Linked DNA regions of Homo sapiens: region 2 is linked to region 1. The links are chromatin loops, found by intact Hi-C in ENCODE. Cell type or tissue: PC-3. All regions are shown on one strand.

Region 1 (4,000 bases):
TTTTCTAAGTAAAAACTCAAGGTAACTGGATGCAATTTCTTTTCTTTCTGTCTCTCTCTCTTTTATTTTTATTTTTATTTTTTTGGGATGGAGTCTCTCTCTGTTGCCCAGGCTGCAGTGCAGTCGTGGGATCTCCACTCACTGCAAACTACACCTCCCAGGTTCATGCCATTCTCCTGCCTCAGCCTCCCCAGTAGCTGGGACTACAGGTGCCTGCCCCCACGCCCGGTTAATTTTTGGTATTTTTAGTAGAGACGGGGTTTCATCGTGTTAGCCAGGATGGTCTCGATCTCCTGACCACATGATCCACCTGCCTCGGCCTCCCAAAGTGCTGGGATTACAGGCGTGAGCCACTGCACCCGGCCTCTTTTCTCTTCTCTTTTCCTCTCTTTCTTTTTGTTTTCTTTTTTTTTCTTTTCCCTTCCTTCCTTCCTTCCTTCCTTCCTTCCTTCCTTCCTTTCTTTCTCTTCCTTCCTTCCTTCCCTTTCTTTCTTTTCTTTCTTTCTTTCTTTCTTTCTTTCTTTCTTTCTTTCTTTCTTTCTTTCTTTCTTTCTTTCTTTCTTTCTCTTCCTTCCTTTTAATTTCTTTCTTTCTCTTTCTTCCTCTCTCTCTCTCTCCCTCTCTCTCTCTCTCTCCCCCCCCCACCCTTCCCTTTCTTTCCTTTCTTTTGACAAGCAGTCTCACCCTGTCACCCAGGCTGGAGTGCAGTGGTAAAATCATAGCGTACTGCAGCCTCAAACTCCTGGGCTCCAGTGATCTACCCACCTCAGCTTCCTGAGTAACTGTAACTTGATGTGCGTGTCACCATACCTAGCTAACTAAAATATGTCGTGTTTTTTTTTTTTTTTTCATAGAGACAGGGCCTCACTCTGTTGTCCAGGCTGGTCTTAAACTGCTGGCCTCAAGCAATCCTCCCAACTTGGCTTCCCAAAGTGCTGAGATTACAAGCGTGAGCCACTACGCCTTGCCTGGATGCAATTTCTAATTATGAAAATCAAAAAAATCTCTTAGGGTCACAAAAAGAAAAGTCAGATTTATTGAAATACTGTGTTAAGTTAGAGTTTACTATTTCTCTTAAAAATTTACATTTCTCCTCCCCATTCACCTCTTCTCATGCCATTGTACATCCTTCCTTGCACTTTCCAGGAAGCATTTAAAGTTTTTCAGCAGTCTGCAACCAGTAATCCTGTTTCTATTTATAGGATTTTAAATCCTGGCTTCAAAGGTACTCAGGCAGTAGACTGAGAAGATTGTGGGAGTGTGGAGGATTAGCCTTAGGCAGCTGTATGACAAAGCAGTCTATTCACTCCAGATAAGAGTGAAGGAGGTTGAGACTTATAATTCATTTCACTTACATCTGTCTTCTAGACCCCTCCTTAAACAAAAGGGGGAGAAAATTGTTCATTCCCGCTTTCTGCGTTTTAACAATCTCTTTTATTTCTGCTCTTGGGAGGTGGAGAAAGCCACTACTGAATGCTGTTATCCTGAAGTGAGGCTGAATTTTGCCCACTCCAAGCAACTGCACTGCTAGGACTTTATGTTGCATCATAACCCAGCCACACCCAGTGATGCATCGGTGATTGCACCCACACCCAGTGGGTGGGAGAATGACTTCCACATCCTTTAGCACCTTGGGAAAAGTCCTCAATTTCTTTAAACCACAGAGTGGAATGACTCACAGGAGACATTTCCATATCAGCAGCCTTCCAAGACCTAACCATAGCTCTCTGACTTTCTGCATTTGGTGTCAAAATGCAAGTCCCTGTGCTTTGATTGATTGAAATGCAAACCCTAGCTTGGGTGCTGGATTAGCTGTATATCTGATTTAAATTCGCACTAATCCTCTCCTGGGATTTCTTCTTTTCCTGGGCACTAATTTGGTAAGGATGACAAGTGGGCTTAATTATTTCCTGTCTAAGGAGACTCTAGGATATGTACCTGTATTAAGTAAAAGAGAATGGCTTTGTATTTAACCTCTTTAAAGGAGCAAATGAATGCGTAATGTCAACATTTTTGACACCAAAATTTCATCTGAGGAATAGAATAGAATATAACACATTTTCATGGCTTCACGTAGTGATGGCATAAATTAAGCTGACTAGTAACCTAAGTCTAAAATGAAGGTAATTATGAAAATGGCCTGTGCTCTCAGTTACTCAGGAGGCATAGGTGGGAGGACTGCCTGAGCCCAGGAAGTCAAGGCTGCAGTGAGCTGGGAAGGCACCAGCACACTCTAGCCTGGGCAACAGCGTGAGACCCTGTTTCAAAAATATATATATTATAATTTATACATGATATAATAATATATATAATATATAAAAATATATAATTATTATATAATAATATATGTAATATATAAAAATATATAATTATTATATAATATATATTACAATTATATATAATAAACAGTTTAGCCGTTTGTCTTTAAATATATATTATATATAAAATATATATTATATGTTATATATGTTGTATATAATATATAAAATATACATTATATATTATATATGTTGTATATAATATATAAAAACTATATAAATATATAATATATAGTATATATTATATATAAAATATTAAACTGTTTAGCCATTTGTCTTTATATATAAATATATTATATATAACATATATTATATTATATATCATATATGTTATATATGATATATATCATATATATGATATATGATAGATGATAGATTATATATTATATATGATATATAATAAATATTATATATCATATATAATATATATAATATTAATATATAATATAAATATATAATATTAATATATAATATAAATATATATTTATAATATATATTTATATTATATACAATTATATAAATATATAATTGTATATAATTATTTATATAATATGTAATATAATCTTATATATATAATTATATATTATATATGCATGTTATATATAATACATAACATATATAATATGTATATATAATATATATTTATATTATATATAATATAAATATAAATTTTATATATAATATGTATATAATATATGTATATAATATTTAATACATATAATATTAAACAGTTTAGCCATTTGTCTTTTTATATATATAATTTATATATTTATAGAAATTATATATATATAATTTACATATTTATGTAAATTATATATATAATTTACATGTTTATGTAAATTATATATATAATTTACATGTTTATGTAAATTATATATATAATTTACATGTTTATGTAAATTATATATAATTTACATGTTTATGTAAATTATATATATAATATACATATTTATATAAATTATATATATACTTCATATATATAAATTAGATATATATAATTCATATATATAAATTAGATATATATAATTCATATATTTATATAAATTAGATATATCTAATTTATATATATTTATAAATTATGTATATAATTTATATAATTATATTAAATATATATATAATTTATATATATTTATGTATATTAAATATATATATAATTATATATATTTGTATATAAATATATATAAAAATTATATATAAATATATATAATTTATATATTAATTTGTATATATATAATTATATATATAAAATATATAATTTGTATATATTATTTTATATATTTATATATATTATATAATTTATATATATTATATTATTATATATATTGTTATATATAATATAATTTAAATAATATATATTATATATATAAATTATATATAGAAATGATATATATAAATTATATATAGAAATATATATATAATTTATATATTATATATAAATTATATGTAATATATATGTATACATTTATATATAATATATAATTTATATATAAAGATATACATTTACATATAATATATATAATTTATATATATAAATATATACATTAATATATATAATTTATATATATAAATATATACATTTATATATATAATATATATAATTTATATATATTATATATAAAGACAAATGGCTAAACTGTTTAATATTATATAAGATATATATTATATATATAAAATATATATCT
Region 2 (4,000 bases), 320 kb before region 1:
TAGTGGAGGTGACAAAGATAAACAAAGTTTCATGATAAGTTGTATAAAGAAAAATAAAGCAGAGTTAATGGGTAGAGAGAGACAGGCTAGGGTAGATGGGGCTCCATTAGACAAGATAGTCCTGGGAAGTCCTCTTTAAAAAGGTGACACATTGGCCAGGCACAGTGGCTCACGCCTGTAATCCCAGCACTTTGGGAGGCCGAGGCCGGCTGATCACGAGGTCAGGAGATTGAGACCATGCTGACTAACATGGTGAAACCCCATCTCTACTAAAAATACAAAAAATTAGCCAGGCGTGGTGGCGGGCACCTCTAGTCCCAGCTACTCCGGAGGCTGAGGCAGGAGAATGGCGTGAACCTGGGAGGTGTAGCCTGCAGTGAGCCGAGATCACGCCACTGCACTCCAGCCTGGGCGACAGAGCAAGACTCCGTCTCAAAAAAAAAATGAAAAAATGAAAAAAGGTGACACGTTAGCAAAGACTTGAATAAGTCAAGGTAGCAAGCCATGTGAATATCTGAGGGGAAACCAGTCTAAGCAAAAGGAAGAACAATAGCTAAGGCTCTGGGAAGAGAATGATTTCTTCTGACATCAGTGGTCATAAAAGTAAAGTAGGATTAGTTGGCATGTTTTGGAGTTTTTCTCCAGTTATGTTCAATTGACAGTGTTTGGGCATGGAATAGGTAGAGAGTTGAGTTTAGTCAGGGCTTTGATCAAATGAGGAGTAGCATGAGGGAGTTGAGGGTATTTGTAAGTGGGTAATTGGTGTAAGGAGGGAAGTGAGGTGATGCAAGTAAGGAGACAATGAAGAAGTGCTAGGGATTGTTAATTGCTAGGAGATCTCAACAGGAATGAAGAAGTTTTAGAGGGAGGGTTCCTAAGGCAAGTGTACAGGAATGGTAGGAGGTGGTATTTCAGGAAACAATGCTTGAAAAACTTAAACTTGAGATTTCAGAGGTGTACGCAGTTATTGTAATGACAAGGATAGAATGGTAGGAGTGGGAGCTTGGAATAATTAAGGAAATGGTTGTTGGAAATGGAAAGCCTAGAGGCCCAGGCAATTAGACAGATATCTACTGGTCTGTTGAAATTATTAAGAATGATGACAAGGGTGGTAACAGAGAGAGTCAGTGAGCCTTGTGCTAAATATTCCACATAGTTCTCACTTTTCCCTGAATGTGTTATGGTTTGCTTGTTTATGAGATTTGCATATTTCTGTTTGTAATATTCTTTCCATTCATTCTTCCAGTTTAGATGCCACTTTCTCTGTAAGGCCTACACTGACTTTCCTCATATATATTTATTTTCCTTTGTAATTATTTTTTAATGACTCTAGTTTTTCATGACACCAAATTGTAGAGGAAATTTTTGTTCAAAAATCTGCCTCTTCACATAGACGGTAATGTCTCAGAATGCAGAGATTATATCTTATGCATCTTTGCATCCATTCAATAAACAGTTGTCAAGCAAATGCTTTTCTATTAGAATATTAGCAAATTAAGGGTGTGGTTGTGTCCCAGAACATAGCACAGTGTCTAGTAATCGTTTTCTAAAGGAAAAAAAAAAGCCAAGATTCATTGACAGTAATTACTCTTAAATGTCCACAGTAGTCAAATACTAGGTAGCATGCACAACCCAGTTAACATTTGATTACGATAAAACTTGGACCATATCTGAGCTTTTCTATCTATAAATGTTTAAACCATACCAGCTGACTAATATAAGACAAATGGAAAGTTGAACCGAAGTGAACATTTATGGTTAAACTTTAGGAGAGGGTTGAAGACATTTGGATTCAAAGGCTGGGTCAGTTTGCATTGGAAATATGCTTGGAATTTATTGCAGCTGCTGAAAGTGGGATAGCCTGGAGGTGTACAGATTGTGGAATGACAGCTGTTTTGTGGAGCAATAAAATTGAGGTAGCTCTTCTTAGTGTCAAGTTCTCCTTATCAAGAACGCTGAATTTTTTTTTAAGTCTGTATGGCAATATTCTAACTAACTCTCCTCAGGGAAATCTCATCAAAGAACTATTTATGGATTCCTTACATCTGAATTCTCAGTCTTGCTTGTGCATTACAATTATTTGCAGTCTTTTTTCAGACAAATAAGCCCAGGCTGCACCTTCAGAGGTTCTGATTCAGCAAGTGTTTTTGTAAAGCGTTACAAGTGATTCTGATGCCTGGTCAAGAAGGAGGACCACTGAAATAGAGTCACATTCCAGTGAAGAACTGTATTGTGAATTATTTATTCTCCAAAATCCAAATTGACTGAAATCTTTAGTGCTTATGAAATTATTAGAGAACTGCACATTAAAAAGGAGTCAAGCTCTTTTTTGAGAAGGTCCACATTATGTTATGATTCATCCATTAGAAAGAAGCACTTTGTTTTCTGTAGTGCTGTACGAGCTAAACATTCATTTATGTGGACGATTCCCTGAGTTTCAGTTGTTGAACTTCAGACTAAGCTGTGAGATAATGATGGTTGTACCCTGAGGTAAGCACTAAGAAACGACCTGTTTACTGAAGTAGAGAGGGAAAACACAGCATTTGGCACTCCTAGAAGAAAACATGATCAAACCCAATTTCTAAATATATGGAAACTATTAAATTTCCAGATTTAAAACATTTTATCATTTATTTTAATTTTTGAACCTCAGGAAATACTCCTAATGGTATAGCAGAATACGATATAATTTTTGGATTCTGTGTTAACACATAATAGATTAAAAACAATCTTATGTCACTCTGAGTACCTCTTGCCTTTATATCTTTTTAGCATTTATTTATCTAGCTTATACTTTATTATTTTACCTTAAAATTATTTTTATTTTCTCTGTATATTTACTCTTTAAAGATAGTGGTATCCTTTCCTATCTTGTTCCTTTTCCTTCTTTTATTTCTTGTAAGGACATTCTATAGTAGGTCCTTTTCTTTTTCTACCTGCATATTTTGAGAAGAATCAGGCCCTTTTACAAACATTAAATTTGTACCAGAAGAACTAGATTTGAATCCATATGCTGCCATCCACGTGTGACCTTACTCAGTTTCTTTGAGGCTCAATTTTCACAATGTTAAAACTCCTTTCGATGGTGATTATAATAAGGGCTCCCCAGAAATGTAGGATGATAAGTGCAGAGGCCCCATATCCATAAGGCCTGAGCATATTAATTCTTGAAGTCAATGATCAGATGAGGAGGAGTAGGGCAAGGGAGTTGAGGGTATATTTAAACAAGTAATTTTTGTAAGGAGAGAAGTGTAGTGATATAGGTAAGGAGACAATACGAAAGTGATAGCGACTGTCAGTTGCTTGGAGATCCCAACAGGAATAAAGAAGTTTTAGACTGAGGGTTTCTAAGACAAGTGTAAGAGAAAGGCAGGAGATGGAGTCCCATCTTTCCTTTGTAAGGAATCCTTGGGAATACAGTTCTTTCCAGGGTGCCTGGATCCTTGGTCTTGTTTCTACAGTGTCCAAACAATTGCAATTTTCAAATTTTAAAACTCTGGACATATGCCCTAGGATTGTATTTTAAAGATACAGTGGGAAGTAAGACATTTTATGAAGGATTCAAATGAATCATTTATAAATCATTCTTTTGTCTCCAACTGAAAGAAACTATCCTGAATTAGGACATAGCCTGCTTTCAGTAAAGCATTTTACAATTATTATCAAAGTCACTTTACAAATATTTTATCAAAGGTATTTTACAAAGCCATTTTACAAATATTATTAATTGCACCCCTGTTGACTCTCAAATACATGCTCAACAGTCAGACAGATTAGCTTTCTTAGTCAATAACACCATCAACATACAGGTCGCTCTAATCTCCAGGATCACCTTTGTCTTTTGCATTGAACACATATCAGTCTTTGGTTTCTTTCTTAATGTCCTAGTGCCATCCCTAATACAGGGCTTCACCTTGCTTATCTCATTTGCATGGCCTCTACCCTTCTAGTCCCTCTCTATGGGGTTGGATTATCTTTTCCTTTACTCCAACGCTGGGTG

What was found. A loop is a pair of places that touch in the nucleus more often than their neighbours do. Peaks named below come from ENCODE experiments on the same cell type or tissue, not always from the same donor. Only the 100,000 strongest peaks of a DNase experiment are listed, where the experiment ranks them.
Region 2: it touches region 1 in a loop (5-fold over the local background); 1 of 110 quality-filtered maps calls a loop at or near these places.

The regions. Positions count from the first base shown.
Region 1 is chr12:90,089,842-90,093,841 of GRCh38, forward strand. All of the region lies in intron 10 of LOC105369890 (a long non-coding RNA gene), which reads left to right. Among named protein-coding and RNA genes, the nearest start is that of LINC02399, 140 kb to the left of the region's middle. RefSeq lists an enhancer at 1,238-1,840. In PC-3, no CTCF peak of the experiment used is centred here; DNase peaks (open chromatin) are centred at 1,250 and 1,610; H3K4me3 peaks cover 1,160 bases; H3K27ac peaks cover 2,240 bases.
Region 2 is chr12:89,773,735-89,777,734 of GRCh38, forward strand. All of the region lies in intron 2 of LOC107984543 (a long non-coding RNA gene), which reads left to right. Among named protein-coding and RNA genes, the nearest start is that of ATP2B1-AS1, 67 kb to the left of the region's middle. In PC-3, no CTCF peak of the experiment used is centred here; a DNase peak (open chromatin) is centred at 1,817; H3K27ac peaks cover 1,762 bases.